Linked DNA regions of Homo sapiens: all the other regions are linked to region 3. The links are chromatin contacts, found by Hi-C in ENCODE. All regions are on one chromosome and are shown on one strand. Each heading gives the region's core, a stretch centred on a gene start or an enhancer-like site at or near the end of the contact. The rest is flanking DNA. Distances are from core to core; before and after follow the strand shown. Region 1 holds the start of PMS1 (PMS1 homolog 1, mismatch repair system component). Region 2 holds the start of NCKAP1 (NCK associated protein 1). Region 3 holds the start of ITGAV (integrin subunit alpha V). Region 4 holds the start of ASNSD1 (asparagine synthetase domain containing 1).

Evidence for each region. A loop is a pair of places that touch in the nucleus more often than their neighbours do. Pooled maps may share reads with other maps.
Region 1: a pooled map shows a loop between it and region 3 (8-fold over the local background). The contact joins the promoter of PMS1 here to the promoter of ITGAV in region 3. A Hi-C loop is called at or near these places in 7 of 50 pooled maps.
Region 2: a loop to region 3 is called in a pooled map, with 10 times the contacts of the local background. The contact joins the promoter of NCKAP1 here to the promoter of ITGAV in region 3. A Hi-C loop is called at or near these places in 6 of 50 pooled maps.
Region 4: a loop to region 3 is called in a pooled map, with 7 times the contacts of the local background. The contact joins the promoter of ASNSD1 here to the promoter of ITGAV in region 3. A Hi-C loop is called at or near these places in 5 of 50 pooled maps.

The regions. Positions count from the first base shown.
Region 1 is chr2:189,783,093-189,785,860 of GRCh38, reverse strand. PMS1 (PMS1 homolog 1, mismatch repair system component) reads right to left here and starts at 1,411. Exons shown (of 13, transcript NM_000534.5): 1 at 1,268-1,411. ORMDL1 (ORMDL sphingolipid biosynthesis regulator 1) reads left to right here and starts at 1,522. Exons shown (of 5, transcript NM_016467.5): 1 at 1,522-1,592; 2 at 2,738-2,768. RefSeq lists enhancers at 994-1,043, 1,594-1,823, 1,834-1,893, 1,984-2,063, 1,349-2,235 and a silencer at 1,404-1,453.
Region 2 is chr2:183,037,001-183,039,921 of GRCh38, reverse strand. It overlaps NCKAP1 (NCK associated protein 1), which reads left to right and starts at 1,465. Exons shown (of 31, transcript NM_013436.5): 1 at 1,465-1,930. The coding sequence starts at 1,823. RefSeq lists silencers at 892-1,543, 1,276-1,865, 1,926-2,045.
Region 3 is chr2:186,588,560-186,591,305 of GRCh38, reverse strand. It overlaps ITGAV (integrin subunit alpha V), which reads right to left and starts at 1,250. Exons shown (of 30, transcript NM_002210.5): 1 at 783-1,250. The coding sequence starts at 967. It overlaps LOC124906105 (a long non-coding RNA gene), which reads left to right and starts at 1,410. Exons shown (of 2, transcript XR_007087465.1): 1 at 1,410-2,316. RefSeq lists an enhancer at 768-827 and a silencer at 958-1,187.
Region 4 is chr2:189,660,116-189,662,968 of GRCh38, reverse strand. ASNSD1 (asparagine synthetase domain containing 1) reads right to left here and starts at 1,510. Exons shown (of 6, transcript NM_019048.4): 1 at 1,359-1,510. It overlaps ASDURF (ASNSD1 upstream open reading frame), which reads right to left and starts at 1,510. Exons shown (of 4, transcript NM_001353493.2): 1 at 1,359-1,510. The coding sequence starts at 1,448. RefSeq lists an enhancer at 1,263-1,452.

The DNA.
Region 1 (2,768 bases), core at 162-2,661, 3.2 Mb before region 3:
GAGCCACCGTGCCCAGCCAACTTGTCTCTCTTAACATGGTGACACTCACTCCTTCCTCAGCTCACATGGTTCTCTCTCAGCTGACTTCTAATCATCCTTCCAGATTTAGTTCAGTATCAACTCTTCAAGCCTTTCTTCCCTGCTGCAGCCTCCTTTCCTTCACCTGCCAACAGATTAGGTATTCCTTCCCCTGCAGTCCCCCTTTACCTCATTTCTAATTAACCTCATCACAAGTTACTCTATTAATATGTGTTTCTGTCTGTTGCTCCTGACTCAGAGTTCTTTGAGGACAGGGGTTTTATATCAATCACACATCGCTAGCATAGCCCCTGGAATATAGCACTCTATACCATATGTGTACCAAATGGAAGGGTTTATATCGGGCTTACAAATCACAGCAAAGAATGTCTGGGAATATCAGGATAGTCAGTCTTCCATATTTGCTGGGAGGGAAAAGGAACACTTCTGAAGAAGTGCTGATGACCCGGAAAGTCAGTTAAGGACAACAGGTGTGCCTAAAAAAGAAGTAAAGATCAGAGAACTCACAGACTTCCATTAGAGAGAACACAAAGAAATCATTTATTTAAAGATCAGACTAAATCCAAAACAATTAGGTTCACAAAGCCAACAGAAATGCAAGATACAGACATACACAGCCAACATTCTCTTAAGTCAATTTCAAAATGTTGAAAGCTATTTCGGCAATAAAAATCACAAACTTTCTGCACTGCCAAGGTGAGGGAAATTACATTTCAAAGGCGATTCCAAAAAAACCTAATCAAGACTTTCCTCAGGATCAATTTTTGGTATTCACATTTCCTTAGCATGTAATACAGGTGCCTGTCTTCGGCGTACGGATAAACCCAGAAGGCCAAGAGCAAAAATCGTGATTAACTTTAAAGAGTTTAACTTGCACCCCTTGTATGATGCCACAGGATACAATACTATAAACCGCCACTCACACAAGATGAGTTACAGTTGCCATGGGTTAAATCTGCTGCCTGGAAAACAAATTTTAAGTCCTCCACCCAGAAGGGTCTGGGGAATGGGACGCAACAAAGACCAAGCCAGAACACCCCGGAGCCCAGACCTGCTCAGAAAACGCGTTCCACGTGTGCGCGCCCGCAAGCCCGGCTTCGCTTCCCGCCCCGCGGGGAGCGCCCTTAGCTGCCCTATAGCGTTCGCGCCCGGACCAGGACGAGTAGAGGGGACGGGGCCCTCGAGCCATCGAGGATATAATAAATACCCGTTAGTCACACCACACTACCTTCCTGCTAGCGCGAGGCAGGCAATTACCATCCACTAGCCGCAAGCAGCCAGCGTCTCACCCGATGCGCAGGCCCAACCCCGCACCCGCACCCGCACCCAGCACGCACGCGCGCGGCAGAGCGGGTGCAGAGAGCGCGGCACTGAGTCCCGCCTCGCCCGGGGGCAACGTGAGATTGGCGCTGCTCGCAGCCAATCCGCTGGCAGCGAGTCTGTCCGGGAAAGCTTCCGCAAGCTGCGCAGCGCCGGGCCTGAGGGCGTGTATCCGCGGCCGTAGCAGCCGGGCTGGTCCTGCTGCGAGCCGGCGGCCCGGAGTGGGGCGGCGGGTAAGTGGGCACGAACGCGGTGGACGCTGTACAGTCGCCTTCGTCGGTAGGGAACTGCTGGCGGCCTAGGGGTCGTCCTGAGAGGGAAAAGCGGGCTCCGGCTGCATCTGCGGCGCCCTGCGTGGCCGTAAGAGCCAAGTGGCCTCAGAGGCTCGCCCCCTACGCAAATCCTCGTTGTCTTGCCAGGGTCCTGACGTGACGTGCGGCCGCGAGAAGGAAGGGGCGGGTTGGGGGAGGCGCTGAGGTGGTAGCAGCGGCGGCTTTTGCTGAGTTTTCTCTGGCCCAGAGCGCTCGGGCTGTCGGTCTAGCAGGGGGGACTCCCCTGAGGGGCCGCTGCGGGTCGCCGTCTTCGGAGGCACCGGCGAGGGCAGAGCCAACAGCCTCTTCACGGTCTGTAAGGTCATTGTTTGCCAGTCGTGGGCAGCGCGGCAAACCTGCTGGGAAAAGGTTTTCTGGTTGGAATAGGATGAGTACCGCACCAGCTTTGCCTTCCAGCTGAGATGTAAATTTCAGGCCTCCATCCTGTGGAACGTGGGAAAACTATCTTGAGTGTTGGCATGTTCTAAGTATGACATAATAGTTTAATGTATGATAAATCATGGGTGTTTAGACGAAAGATTTACACATATAAATTGGAGGCTTTAGCGGTCTTAGTGTAACTAACTTTTCGTCCCCTTAACCCTTGATGCCTGTTCTATGGGTCTCTAGAGCGGAAGGAGCATTATACTCCGGAAACATTTGCTGGAAGGGGTTATGAGAAATTCCTCTCTGTATGCTAACTCCGTAATACAAGCGTTTGTGTATTTTAAAATCACAGCTGTTCCAAATATAATCTAGCCTCGTTTTCCCCCTCCGTCGGATGATAGGTGTTCTTCAGGACAGTTTTATTTTAAGCAATTCTTAGTCTCAAGTAAACACCATCATTAAAAGAACTGAGAACTATTATCAATTCTTCCTTTGGAGTCCATCTTCAATGGAAAGGAGAAGGGAAAACCTTTTTTAAAAAGAAGAAAGAAAACTGAAGTTTTTGATTTGACTAGAGAAATATTCAGAAGACTCCTTATTTTCACCTAGTTTAATCACAAAATTGAGAAACAAACATTATCCCTTGACCATGTAAATTTTACACCACATTATGTCAACAGCATGTACCTTCCACATTGAGTATTCAGAAAG
Region 2 (2,921 bases), core at 216-2,715, 3.6 Mb after region 3:
ATTTTTAAATTTTCTTATCTGGCTACCCCAAACCCCTCCTCGCAGCCTCCCCTTCTCAGGTCTGCCCTTACTATTCCAGGCCCCACAACCTTGCCTCCTCTAAATTAAAATGTTAACTATCAGGCTGAGAAGTAACCAGATAAATTAAATTCCTTGACCAGTTAATGACTAGTAATAGCTCGACAGATGATCTCTCTGAAGTGTTTGTATTCTTAAGACTCTCTAGGTACAAAGCATTCATTCAAGGTACTGCAGCTTTGTATATAGAATTTCAGGCACACTGGCAGGTATGATTATGACTTCTTTTGGTGGGAACAGGACTCTTTTAAATGCCCCTTAGATTAAATCCATTCAGTCCACTCCTTCTTTCTTGTTGGAATATTAAAATGAAGATTTCTTTACGAATAGTAGATATAGTAGCTTTAAAAAATATTTTAAAGCTATTCATTACAATTTCCTTTTCTTAAAGAGTTTTGATAAATCCAGTGATGGCTTATTACTCTTAGAATGTCTTATTGAATGTGGCGGGACATTTTGTTACTGACTTAAAATTAATGAATATAATATAAAAAATTAACATATCGAGAAAAGGCAAAGCCAAAAATATTAGAGGCCTGAGTCCTCTTGGCTGAAGTTTCTCACCTCAATTACGTAAGTCCTCAGTTAGTTCACTTTTGGAATCATGTCTAATACATTTGACAAGGGAGTAGCCTTGGAGTGTCGCTAAGAAGAAATTGATCAGGAAAAATGAGATGGCAAAGAAGAATGTTTCCAAGAAGAAGTGGGATTTAGGGTGGAGGCTGTAAAAAAATGGGAGCGGTTCCTTTAGGCATTGAACAAACATTTATTTTTTGCCTTCCACATGCCAGGACCTACTGCGTCTCCTCCGGATGGGTGCTCCTCGCCGACAAAGTCTAGATTGTGATTATCTCAAGGACTTGAGTTACCCTCACTTCCGACCTCCTCTCTCACAAACTGGTTCCAGGCGGGGAGACTGAGGATGGGCTGGGGAGGCTGGCAGAGGCGATCCCCACCTCGCGGAGCACAACATCTGCTGTGTTCTGCGGCGAGCGCCTGTCAAGCAGTGGGAGGAAAAAGCGCTTGGAGCCACCAGCCCACTCTTAAGCGAAACTCGCCTGGAAAACACCCCGCCTCCCAGCAGAGTTTCTGCCGGTTTCTTTAGAAGGGTGGTGCGGAAAAGCAACTTTTGGGAACTTGAAGGAGTGGGGTGTGGGGCGAAGTGGAAAGAGCACACAACGCGACCCCACTCAGTCCCCGCTTGGGACTCCCATCCCGGCATCAGGCGTAGTGGGCGGTCCGGGCCAGGGCCAGGGCCAGAGCGGCGGCGGCGAGGCCATGCCGAGGGCCCGTCGGCCGCAGTTCCCCGTCCGGCCTCGCGGGGGCGCCGGCGCTGCCGATCAGGTGACCGAGGGCCCGTCCGGGGCTGCGGGAAGCGGCCTCGTTCTCAGCCGCCGGAGACGCCGCCGCCGCCGCCGCCGCCGCCACACCTAGTGGAGCAGCCGGGGAAGGCGGCTCGTTGGGGGCTGGGGCGGAGAGCGCCGGGGGTGGGGGCGGAAGGGCGGCGGGCGGAAGGCAGGAGGCTGCCGGGGCGCGGGCTGCTGCGGGAGAAGGGGCTCCGAGGAGTCCGCCGCGGCTCGCTCTGTCGCCGGCGCGGGATTGGGGCGCGAGGGCCATGGGCGCGCTCTCCTAAGGCGGAGGTCGCGGGCGGGAGGGGAGGAGGCCCGAGAGAGGCTGCTGCGAAGGCCGCGGGCCCGTGACTGGGCGCGAGGCGGCCGGCGGCGGCGGCGGCACCAGCACCACCATGTCGCGCTCAGTGCTGCAGCCCAGTCAGCAGAAGCTGGCGGAGAAGCTCACCATCCTCAACGACCGGGGCGTCGGCATGCTCACCCGCCTCTACAACATCAAGAAGGTGCGCACGGGCCGGGGAGGCCGCGGCGGAGGCGGGCGGGCCCGGGAGGGATGAAGGGCAAGGGAGGCCGTGGGGTGGGGGCGGCAGGAGGCGCCGGGTGTAGAAATCTCGGCGTCGCCGCCCGAGGCCCGGCCCGGGGTCGCCTGGATGCGCCGCGGCCTAATGCGGAGTCCCGGGCGCCTCTCCCTGTGGTTCGCCGGCCGGCCGAAGGCAGAGAAGCCATTTCCCGGCTCCCGGCGGCGGGATCGGGCGCTGGGCCTCGCACGGGGTGGGGGCGCCGCTGGGAGCCGGGAGCTGTCCCCTCCTCGGCGCCCCCGCCCCCATGATGGGGCCCATAGGAAAGGGAGGGTGGTGGGTGGGCGAAATTCTAGGTGGGTAGGAAAACTTGAGTGTTCCATATTCTTACGGAGATGGCAGCAGTGAACAGGGATTACACCCCACATCCCCATTTTTTGGTGTGGGAATGTGGGTAGAGAAGGGCTGATTGGATGAATCCCGTATCCCCTCCACTTTGCCACTTTATTTTAGATTGCTAAATAAAAAGCCATTGAGAGTGTGTTGACGATTTGGGATTATTTCATTTTGAAGGTGGAGAGGAGGGGGAAGTGAGGGTGGAACCAATTTTCTGAAATACTTCTAGGCTGTGAGTCACTAGAACTGGAATAACAACCTTCTACTCTTTCCCCTGTACTCCTCCTCATGTTAGATTTTCCAATACCATTTCTTAAAGTTCGGTGTCTGTACAAAATAAAAACCGTAAAAATGTTGCAATTGCTGCTGATTTATAGCATAGTCTGATAATTTGAGCAACTATAGCTAATAGGCCCATTTAAAGGCTTTTACATGTCCTCAGTACAGTAAGGAGTGGAAGACCACTGGAAGTTTAGAAAAGTCCATGTAAAGATAGAACAAATAATTACATTCATTATCGTAGGACAAAACAACAAAATCTCTCCCCTTAAGGCAAGGTTGGTAAGTTTTAAACAATTTG
Region 3 (2,746 bases), core at 1-2,500:
GACGGCCCTTGCAACGCGGAACGTTGGCAACTTGAAAACATAACTGAATTATTAAATACTGCAGTATTCAAATGACCTGCAGCGAGTGAAAACTCAGCAAACACCCTTGTTCCTTCTGAACAATGACCTAAATAGTGAATCACTATAAAAAGAACAGATGACACATTCAATTCATCTGTTCAACCTCAAATGTGCAAATGTCTGACAGTCCCAGAGATAAGACACAATGAATTCAATAGGACAGTATGGTCATTTTAAGTCATCAGAATGTCTGCAAAAGGAGTAAGGAGAAACAGAATCAGACAGAGGCGGAAAGAGTGGGGGAGGGCTTGTTTAGGGAGACTGAAAAGGACGGGCGTTAAGCCTGTAAAGCAGAAAAAGGCTACCAAGAAGCCTAACTGGTAGAGGAGAAAAAGAAGTTCGGGGATGATATTGACCAAATCCTCGACACTGGCACAGGAGGCGGGGAGTCCGGCAAGACCAGCCTTTGTTGATTTCCCACTTTCCCCGATTTTTAAGCACAGGTCTGCTTCAAAGCTCTCCCGCTGCCCCTAACCAATTTTAAGAGGTGAGAAGCGGGGTGTAACTGGGTGATGGGTACCAAAGGGAGTTCATTTCCCCAAATATTTCCTCCACCCAGGATATAAACCACTCTGAGAGGTAGGATGGGTGAGACAGACAGACGCCGGGATCTCTCGGAAATCAATCCCAATGGAGAAACGCTGGGTGGGTGCGCGCGGTGGGGGAGGGGGCCGGCTCCAGTTCCAAGTGCGGCCACTTACGAAGACGCGCTGGGCACGAAGAAATCCACGGCGAAGCCGAAGTAACTTCCCTCGGGGCCAGAGTACTCGGCAGGACTGTCCACGTCTAGGTTGAAGGCGCGGCACAGAGGTAGCAGGAGTCCCGAGAGAAGAAGCGGGAGGCCGCGGGGACCGAGGCGCAGCCGTCGCCGCGGCGGAAAAGCCATCGCCGAAGTGCGCGCGGGACGCCAAGCCGGGAGCGGTAGCCACCTCCCCCCGCCCCAGCGAGGCGCCCAGTGCCCGCGGCCCGCCGCCTGCGCGCGCCCAAACTTGCCGGCCGCTCTCTTCTCGGCTAGCCCGGGACAGCTCCGGGGCAGGCAAGAGGGCTGAGCTTCGGAGCGACCGCCAGGGACGAGGGGCGCAGAGCGCGCGGGGCGGGGACAGCAGCGCAGACGGTCCTTTGCTTCCCTCCGGCTCCGCCGCTCCACGCAGCGTCTGAGGCTGGGGACTGCCGGGGTGAGCGCCGCACCTCAGGCCTGAGAGCCGCGGCGGCACTGGGAGGAGACCTGGAAGGAGGAGGAGCCGGCCCGGGAGGCTGCTGTGGAGCTGGAGGAGGAAGTGGGGGAGGAGAGGCGCCCTTCTACAGGGGAGAGCTCAGCGTACTTCCGTGAGTGCAGTCGCCGCCTGTCCCGAGACCTGGGCGTCTGTGCAGGGGCCCCCAGCTCCTGAGCCTGGGTCAGCGGCAGCGCTCCTGGACGAAGGCCTCAGGCTGAGCACCTGAGGAGGCGTGGGGGCGGGGGCGGGGAGATACGGTCCAGCGTCCCAATCTACCCGCGTCCACGGGAGTAGCAAGGGCACCCACGTTCCCTTGTCCCGCCGGGAACTTCCGTGCGACTGTTGTTTAAAAATGAGGAAAGCTTTTTATCAGTTTCTCGTGTTTCTGCTGCTTAGCCTGGCAGGCTCTCACGAACGAAACCCTGTTAATTAATGGTCGTTAATTACACTCCATTCCACAAACACTGAACTTAATTACGGATTTCCAGAAAGCCAGCATAGCCTCTTGCAAGTGAGGTATGTAAAGCTTAACTTAGTAGTCAAAGAAAGGATTCGCAGGGCAAAGAATTGGCAGTGATCGTTTTAAATCAAGTCAGAATAATCGAAGCCTTATTCCCAGTTTGTTAGCTGCGGTTGTATGATTTAGAAACACTGATTTGTTGATTTAGGATGTTTGGATAGACATAATTTCAGAGCTGGAAGAAGGACCGCACACCGGTGAAATAAGGCCCCGCGTGCTTGTTTGCCACTGGTGTGTTTCATCAAGCCTTGACAACACTGGACTGAGAGAGAGGGCCTTGAGGACAGGAACCTTGACCTTTTTCTTAGTGTTCTTATTTCTAGCACCTTGCCAAGCAGATAGTAGTCGATCAATAAAATGTCCAATCAGTGAATGAATAGCAGACGAAATGAGCAAAGTGCCCAGAGAAGTGACTCTTCCATATTTCAAGTGTTTCATGTGCTACAGAATCTGTTGAACAAGGTGAAGTTTAAGTGCATTGTGTGGACTTACAACTTACAAGTAAGTACTGGAACAGTAATTTCTGTTTTCCCAAAGTAACTATTAAAACTCAATCATAATATACATTAATAACTATCAAATAATCCTGTGAAAGGATATGTATATAAATGAAAGTGAAATGCCTAATTCGAATTTGTAATATTTATTGGACCAGGTCCAGGTGCTCATGCTGGCAATCTCAGCACTTTGGGAGACTGAGGCAGGAGGATTGCTTGAGACCGGGAGTTCCAGGGGAACATAGGGAGACCTCATCTCTACAAAAATTTAAAAATTAGCTGGGAGTGTGGTGCATGCCTGTAGTCCCAGCTATGCCGGAGGCTAAGGCAGGTAGATAGATCGCTTAGGCTCAGGAGTTCCAGGTTATGATAAGTCATGAGCCTGCCACTGCACTCCAGCCTGAGTGACAGAACAAGACCCTGTGTTTAAAAAA
Region 4 (2,853 bases), core at 261-2,760, 3.1 Mb before region 3:
TTTTTTTTTTTTTTTTTTTTGAAACAGGGTCTTGCTCTGTTACCCAGGCTGGAGTGCAGTGGTGCGATCACGGCTCACTGCAGCTTTGATCTTCCCGGGCTCAGGCGATTCTCACACCTTAGCCTCCGAGTAGCTGGGACTACAGGCCTGGGCCACCATGCTGGCCTGGGCTTCATTTATTTGTAGGGGAGGGCTCAACTAAGTGAAAACTAAGTTTCTTTTTAACTCTATTTATTTTGTGAACATGACTGATTACATAGTATCACAAGAGCCTCTAAAAGCAGCTTTTATCATATTTGTGCTACCTCACACACACCTCAGGGATCTGTAACCACCAGTATGCGTAAGTGGCTTGCTATGGTGGTAATCAGAATGGGCTGTGTGTCTTTTGAAAATTCACCCCCAATCCCCATGAATGTGCACCTTTCTGTCTCCCCCGTTGGCAGAGCTGTAGTAATGAGGTTGAATTCCAAGGCCAAATTTGTAAACATTCTTTGAGACTTAACATTTATACAGGGCTTTCCCATTTTAGGAATGACAGGTGTACATTTCACTTTACTTCAAAGAAGGTAACTGATACAGAAAGATTAAAGAGACTTGCCCAAGATGTCATTGTAAGTTTGGGACAGAACCAAAGTAGAATCTAGGACATGTAATACCTGAAGGGCTATAACCCTCGCCACCCCCATTTATCTTTAAAGGTTGTTTGTTTATGGCAGTTAAGGCTTATATTATATTGGCTTCCTCTCTCCCCCAGTTTGGTATGAGTGACAACCCAATGCGTGTTTTAGGACCATTGCTCTGGTTAACGGAGAAGCAGCAGCTAACAGGTGGATGAGGAGAGACCGCTTAGGAAGGCCTTGCCGGGGGCAGGGGTCCCGATAGCAGATGACGGTGGCTTATTTGGGGTGGTAAGAGTGTTCACGGTGATAAAGGGACATATTTGAAATGAGCTTCAAAGGTAGAACTGATAGGCTTCCATGATGGGGGTCAAGGATGGACCCCGGGTTGCTGGCATGGTTAACTGGATGGAGAATATCTTTGATGGAACAGATTTGGGGTGGGCGGTATTTCCAAAAGTTTAAAAAGACTAGGGAGGAAAACACCCAACCAAAACTCCGCCCCACTGTCACCTGGGTCCAGTCTCGGGACAAATTTCAAGATCTCCCTTTTCGCAACTGTTTTCAGAAAATAAAAGGACTAACTGTGGCTGTCAAGTGCTATGAATAAAAAGAGCAAAGTAGCAGGGCAAAGCCGAGGCCCAGGCAGGCCCCACGCTGCCCGCTGCGGACCACCTTCAGGGTCCAGTGGCGCCCGGTCCCGAGTCCAGGAGCCTTTTCGTCGCGTCTCACACTCACCTTGCTGCTTAGATCCTCCTTGTGTGGGGTCGAATTGTCGGTGGGGATCAGCACAGAGCTGTCCTCTGGTCGCGTCCCTCGGCTGGGCATTTCCACCGAGCGCAAGACACGCGGGATGGCTCAGCCCTGAAGGAGCCTACGGCATTAGCCACAGCGCATGCGCGCTTCCAGCCGCGCTCACCCTTTCTTTTCCCGCGAGTCTTACCAATAGCGTCTGCGCGCTCACTTGAACGCATGCGCAGGCCGGGTCTGGCCTGGGGAGGAGTTTCGCGCCTGCGCATGGCTGCTTAGGGAGCGAGTAAACAGTCTGGTTGCAAAATCTGAGGTTCCTGTACTGGCCTCTTGTGGTTGAGATGCAGAAACGCTCAGGTGGTTTCTTCATGACCTCTTATCTAGTATACTACGAGTTCTGTGCGCCCTCCAGTGGTAAATATGAAGAATAGTCGTGCAATAGAAACAGCGCTTAATATGATATTTATTATCTAGGGAAAGATGAAGCTAAGGAACAGATTTAAGAGATACCGTGTTGGCAAAAGAACTGTACAGACTTGGTAAAGTTTTGGTTAACTCGTGGTTAGGGTTGCCGGATAAAATACAGTATGAACTTCAGATGAATTAATAGTTTTTTAGTGCATCTATGTCCCGTGCAATATTTGCAATATCTCATTTCTGTGGAAAAAATGACTAAAACTTGGAAATAGGCAAAAGAGATTTATTTACTGGATGCTCTTTCAGTGCTGCTCTGGACTTGACTTTATTATATTGACTGGGCTGTTTTACAATTCTGTAGGGGCAAAGGTTAACTTTGGTAGAGATTTTGGTTTGGTAGAGATGCAAATAATTTTTTGTTGTACCAGATACCAACACAGGTTATGATTTATTGTTCTGCAACACATTAGTCAGTTTTGTATCTAACCCTGCATTCTGTCCTAACATTTCTTTATTAACATATGCCTAGCTTCTCTAATATTCTGTATTGGTTTTAAAGTCATCGGTTCCCTCACTAACCAATGAGTTGAATAAAAGTTTGACATGTATATATTTTATGTTCACATTAGAGACATGATTTTAGGTTTTTGATAATTATACTATATTATTGGAAATCTTAAGTTTCCACAGAGATGCCCAACTGGATTTATGTGATGAATCAAACTATCTGGCGAAAGAAATGTATACATCATGGGTTGTTTAAGGCCAGGCATGTTTTTTATTTGCTCTTACAGAAAACCCAAGTGGTTATATATTTTTCCTTTATAATTGATTTTTAAAGATTGTGTTTTCATTTCTGATTTGTACATTCCTGATAAGTTATTCAGGTATAACTTATACATTACTGATACATTGATAGCAGCAATGATTGGGAGTTTGGTTTTGTGGTCTAACCATTTGGTGGTATCTGTTGGATGATGGACGTCTAGTCTCATTGGTAGAGAGGTAGATAGGTGCAGTGGCTCAAACCTGTAATCGCAACCACTCGGGGCTGAGGTGGGAGGAT